3 separate regions of the Homo sapiens genome follow, and regions 1 and 2 are each linked to region 3. Evidence: chromatin contacts called from ENCODE Hi-C or POLR2A ChIA-PET data. All regions are on one chromosome and are shown on one strand. The core of a region is the stretch at or near the end of the contact, and the rest is flanking DNA. Distances in the headings are between cores, read along the strand shown. Region 1 has its middle 26 kb from the start of TRS-TGA1-1. Region 2 overlaps DNAJC12 (DnaJ heat shock protein family (Hsp40) member C12). Region 3 overlaps CTNNA3 (catenin alpha 3).

Region 1 (4,160 bases), core at 222-2,721, 180 kb before region 3:
ACTATTTCTTGCATATCTTTCCTTAGATATCCCATGCATTTACACACATATATGTGTTTCTGTTCTTTACGCAAATGGTAGCACCGTATATCCACTGCTGAATAACTCCCATTTACTCAGTTAATATATCTTGGGAGTTTTTTCATTTTAGTGTGTGAATGCTACTTTATTCTTTTTACCTGCTACTTAGCATTCCATTGTGTGGATAAACCATACTTTTTTCTTTTCTTTTCTTTTCTTTTCTTTTGTTTGAGACAGAGCTTCGCTCTTGTCGCCCAGGCTGGAGTGCATTTGGCGCCATCTCGGCTCACTGCAAGCTTTGCCTCCCGGTTTTGAGCGATTCTCCTGCCTTAGCCTCCTAGGTAGCTGGGATTACAGGTGCCCACCACCATGCCCAGCTAAGTTTTGGAACCACACTCTTTTTTTTTTTTTTAACTTGTCCCTACTGATGCCTTTTCAAGCTATTTACAATTTTTTTGCAATCACAAATAGCACTGTAATGAACAGCTTTGTAAAAAGTATTTCTTCTATGTAAAGTATACCTGTAGGATAAATGCCTAGCACTGGAATTTCTGGATTAAAGAGTATGTATGTGCATTTAGAATTTGATTACCATATTCTCAGGAAAGCAATAGGTGCAATTTGACAGGTTTCAGAGATCTTAGGGCCACTGGATTAAAAAACCCAGGAAACATTGCTTATTCATTGAGATTCTTGCCTTTAGATTTTTTTTCACTCTAGACTGGACTTTGTTGAGTGGCTCAGTGTGAAGCACTGTGCTTATGGAATAATTTACCCAGCATCTTTCCTAGCCCCTAATACCAGGGACTGCCCAAGATATAAAGCAATAATAAAACCATAGTACACATTTCTTCTGGCACCTTCCACAGAGAGAGAGAACAGGTTTCTTTTTTGTTTTTTTTTTTTTCAGTGCTGTGGCTACTTGCCTTCTGGGTATCCTGAAATGTTGAAATACAATTCTAGAACATTTTTGTTCTTTTAAGTAAAGGGAAATTCAACAGAGCAATGCTGGGAAACCTAGGCAGAATTCACAATTTCCAATGAATACAAATAATTTTCAGTACCTGGACATATTCCCAGCCTGACAAAAATATGCTCCTTGGTGAGCAAATTAGAAATACAGAAAAGAGTTTGCAGATATTCCTTCTATATCACAGAGCTGGATAAGGAGAAGATAAGGTTGTTTTCCTGCTTATGAATTTTCATATCCTTTCGCTGCCCAGATCTGATGGTGGTTACAAGATCAATCACAGCAGCAAGCGTTGATGACTAATACAGTTATTGAGAGGAGTCTTTAATTTCCTGGAGGCAAACACCATTACTTGCCACTTCTACACCACAGACGGGAGTTGCCAGGACTACTGGGGAGTCAGTGATGGAAGAAATTGTAAAACTGATGCAATTACTGAGAAAATGATGAAATGTCTCACAATGAAAGGCTTCAATTCCCTTCAATTTCCGGTTCTGTGATATGCATCAGTGTGGCCTTGTCCACAGTATTATTACTTCTCAGCTCTCTGTGGCAACTCAGCCTCACAGTGGGAGAATATTTTGCATCAGGCAGTTCATTCTTACCCTTTCTCCTCCCACCTGGCCTCTTTTGTTTCTTCCAATATTTTTGCCTTGATTATTTCTTAAGTTATCTGTGGAATTTAAGAGAGGTTTGTGAAGAAGTGCATCTTTCTCTGGTTCTAAACTACTGTGGGACTTAGGGCAGATTACTTGCGCTCCCTGATACAGTTTCTTCTACCTGTGGCTAGATAAAAGGATCTCCCCTTTGTAGAACACAGGATCTTGGTCAAGGACTAGCCCCAAATTTGGCCAGTTTAGGACCTTGGGTGGGAGCCAGGACACTGTGGGAACTGGCAAGGAATTTGTAGGCCAAAAGTGGAAGTTGAGGATTGTCAGGGACATGGAAGGCAGAGAAAGAGGATATGTTTTCTCCATCATTCCTTTCTAATAACTCGTCCTTTCTTACTAGTCTTTTAAGTAAAAGGACAGAGACAGAAAGGGAAAGATTATACTTAATTAGGTACATCTATATACAACAGCCCCAAACACCTCAATTATCTTTTCACATTCAGCTGAGTTTGATGCTATTCTAGACAGCATCCCACCTTTAAAGACAAGGGTGAAATTTCTATAGTAAATACTTTCCAGTTCATTAGAGCTGGAAATGAGGCTCTAAACTAGGTCTAATAATAATACCAACAGTAACTACTACCTTTAATAATAATTTCCAAAGCATTTCCTGATATAACTTGTTTGAATCTCACAACTAATCTCATTTCAATGTAGCTTTTGTTACATTTTAAAAACCACAATAGAATGGAAAACATTTTTTTCATTCTATTTTTTTTTTTTTTTTCTTAAACCACTGGTTCTCAACCTTGGATTCAATGGGGAATATGAAAACGCTGCTTCTCACCAGTGACACTGTGAAGTATATATTTGGTCTTTATTTCTATTTACTGTCATAGGGCTCTTAAAACCCTTGGAATCTCTGGAATGATGTGTCTTTTGTATGCGAATGAGATGACTGGTGGCAGGATGCAGCTTGGTCACTGGAAAGACCATGGCATGATTAGAAGGTTGGAACTTTCAGCCTTACCCCCCAGGAGAAGAGAGAAGGGCTGAAAAGTTGATCACCAATGGCCAATGATGTAATCAATGATGCCTACCTAATGAATCCTGCATAAAAACACAAAAGGACAGGGCTTGGGGAGGGGTTTCTGGATAGCTGAACACATGGAAGTTCTTGAAGGGTGGTGCCTGGAGAGAACACAGAAGCTCCACGCCCCTTCCCACATACCTTGCCCTATGCATCTCTTCCACCTGGCTGTTCACCTTGGGAAAGAAAAGAAAGAAACTTTTTTTGAGATGGAGTCTTGCTCTTTCCCCAGGCTGGAGTGCAGTGGCGTGATCTCGGCTCACTGCAACCTCCGTCTTCCGGGTTCAAGCAATTCTCCTGCCTCAGCCTCCCGAGTAGCTGGGATTACAGGCACGCACCACCACACTCAGCTAATTTTTGTATTTTTAGTAGAGACAGGGTTTCACCATGTTGGCCAGGATGGTCTTGATCACCTGACCTCAGGTGATTCACCCTCCTTGACCTCCCAAAGTGCTGGGATTACAGGCGTGAGCCACTGCGCCTGGCTGAAAAATAAACTCTTTATATTAATTTTGCCTCAGTCTTTTTTTAGGTCGACAACCTGTATTTTCTGTAATATCATATATGATAAATGAGTAAATGTAAGTAAAGGATTTCTCTGATTTCTCTGAGCCACTCTGGCAAATTAATGAAACCCAAGGAGGGGGATGGTGGCAACCCTGATTTACAGTTAGTCGGTCAGAACCATAGGACACAAGCTGGGGCTTGCAATTGGTATCTGAAGTCGGGGAGAATCTTGTGGGACTGAGTCCTCGCTCTATGGGATCTCATGCTATCTCCAGGTAGACAGTGTCACAATTAAATTGAATTTGAGGACACCTTGCTGGAGAATCTGCTGGAGAATTGACTAGTTGGTGGTGGGGAGAAATCCCCACACATTTTAGTTACCAGAGGTGAAGCATTCTGCATAATAGAGGAGGATAGGCAAAACGCTTTGGTTTTCCCAGTATCTCAATACCACCCCACTCCACCAACCCCAGATTTCATGTTTCTGGGTAGGAATTTTACAAATCTCAGGTAATTCTAACGTGCCACTAAGGTTGAGGATCATGGTGGCTTAAACGATACAAGCTGTAGGTGAAATGATTAATATCTTGGTGGCTCTCCCTCTTCCGTGTCACCTGTTATTTTTAGGAGTCGCCATGACCCGAGGTGCACTTCGCTTGAGCTCCCAAACGGGTCTATGACCTAGGGCGGTCCCTGTCTCTGCCCTAATTCTCTGATCCTCAGCTCCATCTTGGAGCGCCCCCTGCTGCTGAGTACCTGCTGGTGGAAGAAAGGCGGTCCCCTCTCCTGGCAGCTTCCTTCTCGCCAGACTTCAACTTGAACAGTTTCTCAGTGTCTGGAACTCACCCTTTAACCATGCGGCCACAGATCCTGACTGTCGGGCCTGGTAGGGAGCACAGTCCTAGCTTTCTCTGACCATCTCCCTCCTCTCTCATCTTGTTCCCTTGCAAATGCCTTTCCT
Region 2 (3,771 bases), core at 96-2,595, 200 kb before region 3:
TTCCCCTCTCCAGATGTGGGTGCTGCAGACAGGACTGACTTTGCTATAAAAATAGTGTCACTGAGCCCCAGAGCTCCTGGCTGGTGCTCATGCCAGCGCTCTGTGTGGGTGACAGTAACTGTTTCAGATTAGCACTATATTAACTTCTCCATGGCCATGAAGAAAGTAGACTTAAGGCCGGTGTGATGGCTCACACCTATAATCCCAGCACTTTGGGAGGCCAAGGTGGGCAGATCACATGAGGTCAGGAGTTTGAGACAAGCCTAGCCAACATGGTGAAACCTCGTCTCTACTAAAAGTACAAAAAATTAGCTGAGTGTGGTGGCGGGTGCCTGTAATCCCAGCTACTGTGGAGGCTGAGGCAGGAAAATCACTTGAACCCAGGAGGCGGTGGTTGCAGTGAGCTGAGGTTGTGTCACAGTGCTCCAGCCTGGGCTATAGAGAGAGACTCTGCCTCAAAAAAAAAAAAAAAAAAAAGAAAGTAAACTTCAGACTAAGAACCTGTGGAATGGTATTTTTGTTACTGATGTGCAAACTTCAAGGACATTTGGATATTAGAAGAAGGGGAGCAATTTGTCCTTTGTTAACTAACATCTTTTAATGTCTCAATTTTTTTTTTACTTTATAGTCTTTACTGTTTTTCCCCATATAATAAAAATAACATAATTAATAAATAATGTTGGAAGAAAAAGTTTGCTTTTATCTTTCCCTGATAGAGAACCACTATTAACAGTTGGTATATTTTCTTCCAGATTTTTTCAAAGCATATTTTGACATCATATTATTATTTCTTAAGTAATTGTAAATGGCATACATTTAAAATGTGACTGTTGTAATACAAATTCTATTGCAAAATATGAATTTAAAATAACCTCTATATTTTGAAGGTAGACCCAGGAGTTAAATCAGAATGTCTCGCAAGACTTCCAGCATCATTTGCTCCTATAAGCTTACAAAATGAGATCTCTCTTCCCAGAACTGGCAAGTGTTTACCTTGTGTGGCTCATTTGATTAGTTGCTACATTAATGGAAAAATATAAACCCAAACTCACTTTTGTTAAATGTGGTGAAGTGGATGGAACAAGAGAAAGGTCACATTATAGGAAAGATAAGGTTTCTTTTTTCTTTCTGCTTATCAACTGTTGTTGAGGGACTTACATCAGAATAATTCTAAGCAGCTTCTTTCATTCTGGGAATTCTAGAAAGCGAAGCCAACAATGATGTGAAAAGAGAAGGTGACTCACAGATAAATACATAAATCTTTACAAGCCCCACATGAGTAGCAACTGGCATGTGCATCCTTGGTGGTAATTTAATAAGCTTTTTATTCCTGTTGGAAAAAGTGACGTATCATTTATACAATGGGACATTTACATTGTCGTCAGCAACAGGAAGATTTGCTCTCGCTGGACCAAGCTGCTATGGCAAGATACTTTTATTTGTTCATTTGTTTTCCTGTAGCTTTCAATAGCCCCATCTTTTTTTTTCTTTTCTTTTTTTTTTTTTTTTTTTGAGACGAAGTATTGTTCTTGTTGCCCAGGCTGGAGCGCAATGGTGTGATCACGGCTCACCGAAACCTCCACCTCCTGGGTTCAAGCGATTCTCCTGCCTCAGCCTCCCAAGTAGCTGGGATTACAGGCATGCACCACCACGCCCAGCTAATTTTGAATTTTTAATAGAGATGGAGTTTCTCTATGTTGGTCAGGCTGGTCTTGAACTCCTGACCTCAGGTGATCCGCCCACCTTGGCCTCCCAAAGTGCTGGGATTACAGGTGTAAGCCACCGTGCCCAGCCTCATTTAGCATATTTTCAAGACTCATTCATGTTGTAGCACATATCAACATTTCATTCCTTTTTATGGCTGGATGATAATTCTTTTAGGTGGATATACCACATTTTGTTTATCAATTCACAGTTGATGGACATTTGTGTTATTTTCACTTTTGGCTATTATGAGTAATGCTGCTATCATATACAGGTTTTTGTGTGGACATATGTTTTCATTTCTCATGGATATATACCTAGGATTATAATAGTTGGGTCATATGGCAACTCTGCTTAATATTTTTGAAGAACAGCCAAACTACTTTTCAAAGTGACTATATACCACTTTACATTCCCACCTGTCATGTGTGACAGTTCCAATTTTTTCACATTCTAGACAATTATTATCCTTTAATTTTAGCCATCCTAGTAGGTATAAAGTGGTATCTCACTATGGTTTTGATTTGTATTTCCTGAAGGACTAATACTGTTCAGGATATTTTCAGGTGCTTGTTGGCTATTTGTATATCTTCTTTGGAGAAATGTTCATTCAAGCCCTTTGTCCATTTTGCATTTGGGTTATTTGTCTTATTATTGAGTTGTAAATGTTCTCTATAAATTCTAGATATAAGTACCTTATCAGATATATTATTTGCAGATATTTTTTCCCATTCCATGGTTTGTCATTTCACTTTCTTCATGGTATTCTTTGAGGCACAAAAGTTTTAATTTTGATGTAGTCCAATTTATCTATTTCTTCTTTTGTTGCTTGTGCTTTTGGTGTCATATCTAAGGAGCTCTTGCCTAAGCTGAGGTCACAAAGATTTATTCCTATGTTTTTTTTTTCCCAGTTTTTTATGGTTTTAACCCTTACATTTGGATCTGTGATCCATTTGAGTCAATATTTGTTTATAGCTTAAGGTAGAAATCTAAATTCATGCTTTTTATATATTGATATTTAGTTATCCTAGCACCATTTGTTGAAAAGACTATTTTTTTTCTTCATTAAATTGTCTTGGCACTCTTGTTGAAATCAATTGACTGTAAATGTAAGGGTTTGTTTCTGGATTCTCAATTCTATTCCATTTATAAGTATGTCTATCCTTATGTTAGTACCACACTGTTTTCACTACTGTAGCTTTGTAGTATAAGTTTTGAAATTCAGAAGTGTGAATTCTCCAACTTTGCTCTTATTTTTTTCAAGAGTTTTTTTTTTTTTTGGCAATTCTGGGTCCCTTGTATTTGCAAACAGATTTTAGGACTAGATTGTCAATTTCTGCAAAAAAGGCAACTGGGATTTTGATAGAGATTATGTTGAATCTGCAGATCAGTTTGGGGGGTATTATCATTTTAGCAATAGTAAATCTTTATGAACGTGGGATGTCTTTTCATTTATTTAGATCTTCTTTAGCTTCTTTTGACAATATTGTGTAGTTCCTTCTTTTGTTCAATTTTTTAAAAATATTATATTCTTCTTGAAGCTTTTTTTTTTTTCTTTTGAGACAGAGTCTTGCTCTGTCACCCAGGCAGGAGTGTAATGACATGGTCTCAGCTCACTGCAACCTCCGCCTCCCAGGTTCAAGTGATTCTCCTGCCTCAGCCTACTGAGTAGCTGGGATTACAGGCGCCTGCCACCACACCCAACTAATTTTTTTTTTTTTTTGTATTTTTAGTAGAGACGGGGTTTCACCATGTTGGCCAGACTGGTCTCGAACTCCTGACCTCGTGATCCGCCCACTTCGGACTCCCAAAGTGCTGGGATTACAGGCATGAGCCACTGGGTCCGGCTCTTGATGCTCTTATAAATGGAATTTTCTTAATTTCATTTTCAGATTGTTCATTGCTACTGTGTAGAGACACCACTGATATTTGTATATTGATTTTTTATTTTTTGGAGACGGAGTCTCGCTCTGTCATCTAGGCTGGAGTGCAGTGGTGTGATCTTGGCTCACTGCAACCTCTACCTCCCAGATTCATGAGATTCTTCTGCCTCAGCCTCCCAAATAG
Region 3 (3,737 bases), core at 1,139-3,638:
ATATTTGTTGAATAAATGAATGGTAAAGTCCAAACTCGTTTGTTTTTGGATGGTAAGTGGTTAAGTGAAAACTAGAAGAAACTAATTTGGTATTATTCTCAGCATGTGGTCTTTTCCTAGTTGTGTTTAGCTTTATATTTATCCAGGAGTAAGTGCACTTCTTGGATTAGGATATTTAGCTACAACTGCTTATGTGTTTGACACGTAAATCTCTTTGCTTTGTTATGCCATCTGTGTGGCACAGAGGGCTGGTGGAATTGGAGAGGGATCTACATGTGCTTTGTTACTGTCCCTCAATAGTTCGGAGTAATGGCTTATGTTAGCAGTGGTTGTTTATCTAACAAACAAACAAAACCCTAAATTATATTTTTAAAAAGGTTATGGTTATTTTACACTTTTTGTATCACTTGTGGTAAAGATTGTTATGGATTGAATTGTGCCATTTCCAACCCCAACATTCACATATTGAAGCCCTAACCCCAGTTTCTCAGAATGTGACCGTAGTTGGAGACAGGGCCTTTGGATATAGAAGTAATTAAATTAAAATGGGGTCATTTGGGTGGGCCCTAATCCAATATGACTGGTGTCCTTATCAGAAGAGATTAGGATGTACAGGGAAAGACATCATTGTTGTGTGCATACATGTGAGGACACAGAGAGAGGACAGCCATCTGATAGCCAAGGAGCAAGGCCTCAGGAGAAACCAAACCTGTTGACACCTTGGTCTTGGACTTCTGACCTCCAGAACTGTAAGAAAATAAATTTCTGTTGTTTAACCCAGGGGTCCCCAACCCCTAGGCCTCCAGTGCCAGTACCAGTTGAGTACCCCAACTGGTGCATGTCCATGGCCTGTTAGGAACTGGGCCACACAGCAGGAGATGAGCAGTGGGTGGGTGAGCAAAAGAAACTTCATCTGTATTTACAGCCAACCCCCATCGCTTGCATTACTGCCTGAGCTCTGCCTCCTGTCAGATCAGCAGTGGCATTAGATTCTCATGGGAAAGTGAACCTTATTGTGACGTAGGTTGCCTACTCCTTATGAGAATCTAATGCCTGATGATCTGCCACTGTCTCCCATCACCCCCAGATGGGACCGTCTAGTTGTGGGAAAACAAGCTCAAGGCTCCCACTGATTCTACATTATGGTGAGTTGTATAGTTATTTCATATATATTACAATGTAATAATAATATAAAGTACACAATAAATGTAATCCACTTGAATCATCCTGAAACTGAGAGGTGAAGCCAGCTGGACTTCCTGGGTCAAGTAGGGGACTTGGAGAACTTTTTTGTCTTACGAAGGGATTGTAAAATGCACCAATCAGTGCTCTGCAGCTAGCTAGAGGTTTGTAAAATGCACCAATCAGCGCTCTGTAAAATGGACCAATCAGCACTCTGTAAAATGGACCAATCAGCAGGACATGGGCGGGGACAAATAAGGGAATAAAAGCTGGCCACTCCAGCCAGCAGTGGCAACCTGGTAGGGTCCGCTTCCTTGCTGTGGAAGTGTTGTTCTTTCACGCTTCAAAATAAATCTTGCTACTGCTCACTCTTTGGGTCCATGCCATCTTTAAGAGCTGCAACACTCACTGCAAAGGTCTGTGGCTCCATTCTTGAAGTCAGCGAGACCACGAACCCACCAGAAGGAACCAACTCCGGGCACAAAAACGTCTACCCCCACTCCACCCCTGGGTCTGTGGAAAAGTTGTCTTCCATAAAATGGGTCTCTGGTACCAAAAAGGTTGGGGAACCGTGGCTTAAGCCACCCAGTCTGTGGTATTTTGTTATGGCAGCCCTAGAAAACTAACACAAGGATTGAAAAAAATGAAAAAATCAGTAATAAAAAGGATGTGCCAGCTCTTTTTATTTGTAGTTTGAAAATGAATTATGTAACGTGTCTTTGTTGGGGGGGGCAAAAAAAGACTGGATATAATATACTTGATCCTAGATTACATTGAACTGATCAGACCCCAACTAAACTAGACAGGAGATATGGCAGAAAATCCCACATTAAGGACTTCCTTTTAATGAAAGCTGCTATGTGTTATCACTAAACTTTAATTTTGCTGTAGCAACCCATTCTTTTGGTAACCTCGTATGAATCACTGAACATTGTGACTCTTGATTTAAAGGCTTCTAAAATGTAGGGTTTTATTCTTTTTTTTTTTTCATCCAGTAAACCACTGTTTGTTTATTTTTCACAGTACGCTGGCTCTGTGTTTTCAGGATGAGTCAAGCACGGCCCCTGTCCTTATTGAGTTCGTGGTAGAGCAGAGGAGGCAATATGTGAACAGCTAATTACAAGACAGTATAATGAGTGATACAAGAGCTACGAACAAGGAGCTGTGAGGGGAGGGAGTCACCCCAGGTTGAGGTTGCTGAACATTTCCTGTTCTGAGCCTAACAAGTAGTTTGTGGTCAGATTCCACAGATAGAAGATGAGAATGAAAATTTAGTGAGCAGTGAGATCAAAATTGCCTCAAAAGCTACGCTAAAGAGTTTGGACTTTGCTTGTAGGCAGCAGGTAGCCTACAGGTAGTGCAAATATGAGAGATTTACATTTTCAAGAGACGGCTCTAGTGGGAATGTAGGGCTGGTGCAGAGGCAGTGAGACCTCTCAGAAGACGCTTCATGAAAGATTCAACGAGGGCAGAATCATTGCACACACTTTTCATAATGATAGATTGGTGAATGGGGCAGAGAATGATGCCCCGTTTCTGTGTCTTGGATGACAAGGACTTGGAGAGGAAGATGAGAGAGAGACTAGCCCAGATGACCTCTGGGTTTCTGCTTCAGGTTAGAGGTGTTAGCCACTGAGGTAAAAAATACAGATGGTGGAGAGGCAGGTTGATGGGCAAAGGCTTCTCTACTTTGGGCATGCTGTGTTTTCATTTTCTATCACCTATTACATTAAATATTAACTCTTTCTTTGACTTTTATAACTTTTTATTTAAGATGAAACCTATTTCTTGGCCTTCTCACCCTATTGCCTGTGTTTACCCCACAGTTTGCTAAGTTTGGCTATCTGCTATTTTCAGACAAAATAAATTTTTTTCTCTGCCCCTTTGCACACAATTTTCTTTCCCTGGCTTACATACCTCCCTTTTATCTCTTCTGGTAGAAAATTATCTGTTCTTAAAGGCTCTTCTTGGAAGTCCTACTTAATCCTTGTGAATGTTTGCAATTTTGGCAGCACTTTCTTTGTACTTATATAAGTGTAAACAGTTATCATTCTGCCTTTAATGTTGCAACTAGTTGTGTATTTCTCTTATTGCCATATTGGAGCTTATTCATATTTATTTCCTGAATGCCTAGGGTATTATTTTGAACAAAATATAAGTGTTTATTGGCTTGAAAGGAACTAAAAGAAGATTGAAGTTGGTTTGGGGGGGTGTTGAATGTTATCTAGAGGCATTTTTTGGGTTCTCAACCCTTTAATCTTCCTCTGTACTTTTGTTAATCCAGTAAGGGTTGTTTTGGTAGAAGTAAAAGAATAGTTGAAATTATCAATGACTTGAAGAAGGGACACCCCCTCTCCTCCCCGAGACTGGTTTGTACCTTTTACTTTGAAAGATCACAGTTTTTACTTATCTATAGGCAGTTTTATTTTTCTACCCTTCTAATTTCTTTCAGAACCCTGTTGAAGTTTTAGCTAATTAACATAGCTTAAATGTCTTATATTTTATTTCATACATTAAAATTAACTCAAGGGAGCAAAAGTAGCCCTGAAGGCTCC

The links. A loop is a pair of places that touch in the nucleus more often than their neighbours do. ChIA-PET counts read pairs that join two places held with the same protein, here RNA polymerase II (POLR2A). Pooled maps may share reads with other maps.
Region 1: a loop to region 3 is called in a pooled map, with 6 times the contacts of the local background. The contact joins two enhancer-like sites. A Hi-C loop is called at or near these places in 2 of 168 maps with a recorded cell type or tissue (both naive thymus-derived CD4-positive, alpha-beta T cell), 7 of 37 single-sample maps with no recorded cell type and 11 of 50 pooled maps. POLR2A ChIA-PET finds 5 or more read pairs at or near these places in 3 of 52 experiments (B cell, RWPE1 and activated T-cell).
Region 2: a loop to region 3 is called in a pooled map, with 11 times the contacts of the local background. The contact joins two enhancer-like sites. A Hi-C loop is called at or near these places in 5 of 50 pooled maps. POLR2A ChIA-PET finds 5 or more read pairs at or near these places in 3 of 52 experiments (GM12878, RWPE1 and activated T-cell).

Annotation. Positions count from the first base shown.
Region 1 is chr10:67,788,407-67,792,566 of GRCh38, reverse strand. No RefSeq gene overlaps it. Among named protein-coding and RNA genes, the nearest start is that of TRS-TGA1-1, 26 kb to the right of the region's middle. Within about 2 kb of position 1,471, at least 4 of the 41 ENCODE cell types and tissues checked have a DNase peak (open chromatin) inside an H3K27ac peak, as active enhancers do.
Region 2 is chr10:67,813,250-67,817,020 of GRCh38, reverse strand. The region is part of intron 2 of DNAJC12 (DnaJ heat shock protein family (Hsp40) member C12); the gene reads left to right. Among named protein-coding and RNA genes, the nearest start is that of DNAJC12, 23 kb to the left of the region's middle. Within about 2 kb of position 1,345, at least 2 of the 41 ENCODE cell types and tissues checked have a DNase peak (open chromatin) inside an H3K27ac peak, as active enhancers do.
Region 3 is chr10:67,611,807-67,615,543 of GRCh38, reverse strand. All of the region lies in intron 2 of CTNNA3 (catenin alpha 3), which reads left to right. Among named protein-coding and RNA genes, the nearest start is that of CTNNA3, 83 kb to the left of the region's middle. Within about 2 kb of position 2,388, at least 3 of the 41 ENCODE cell types and tissues checked have a DNase peak (open chromatin) inside an H3K27ac peak, as active enhancers do.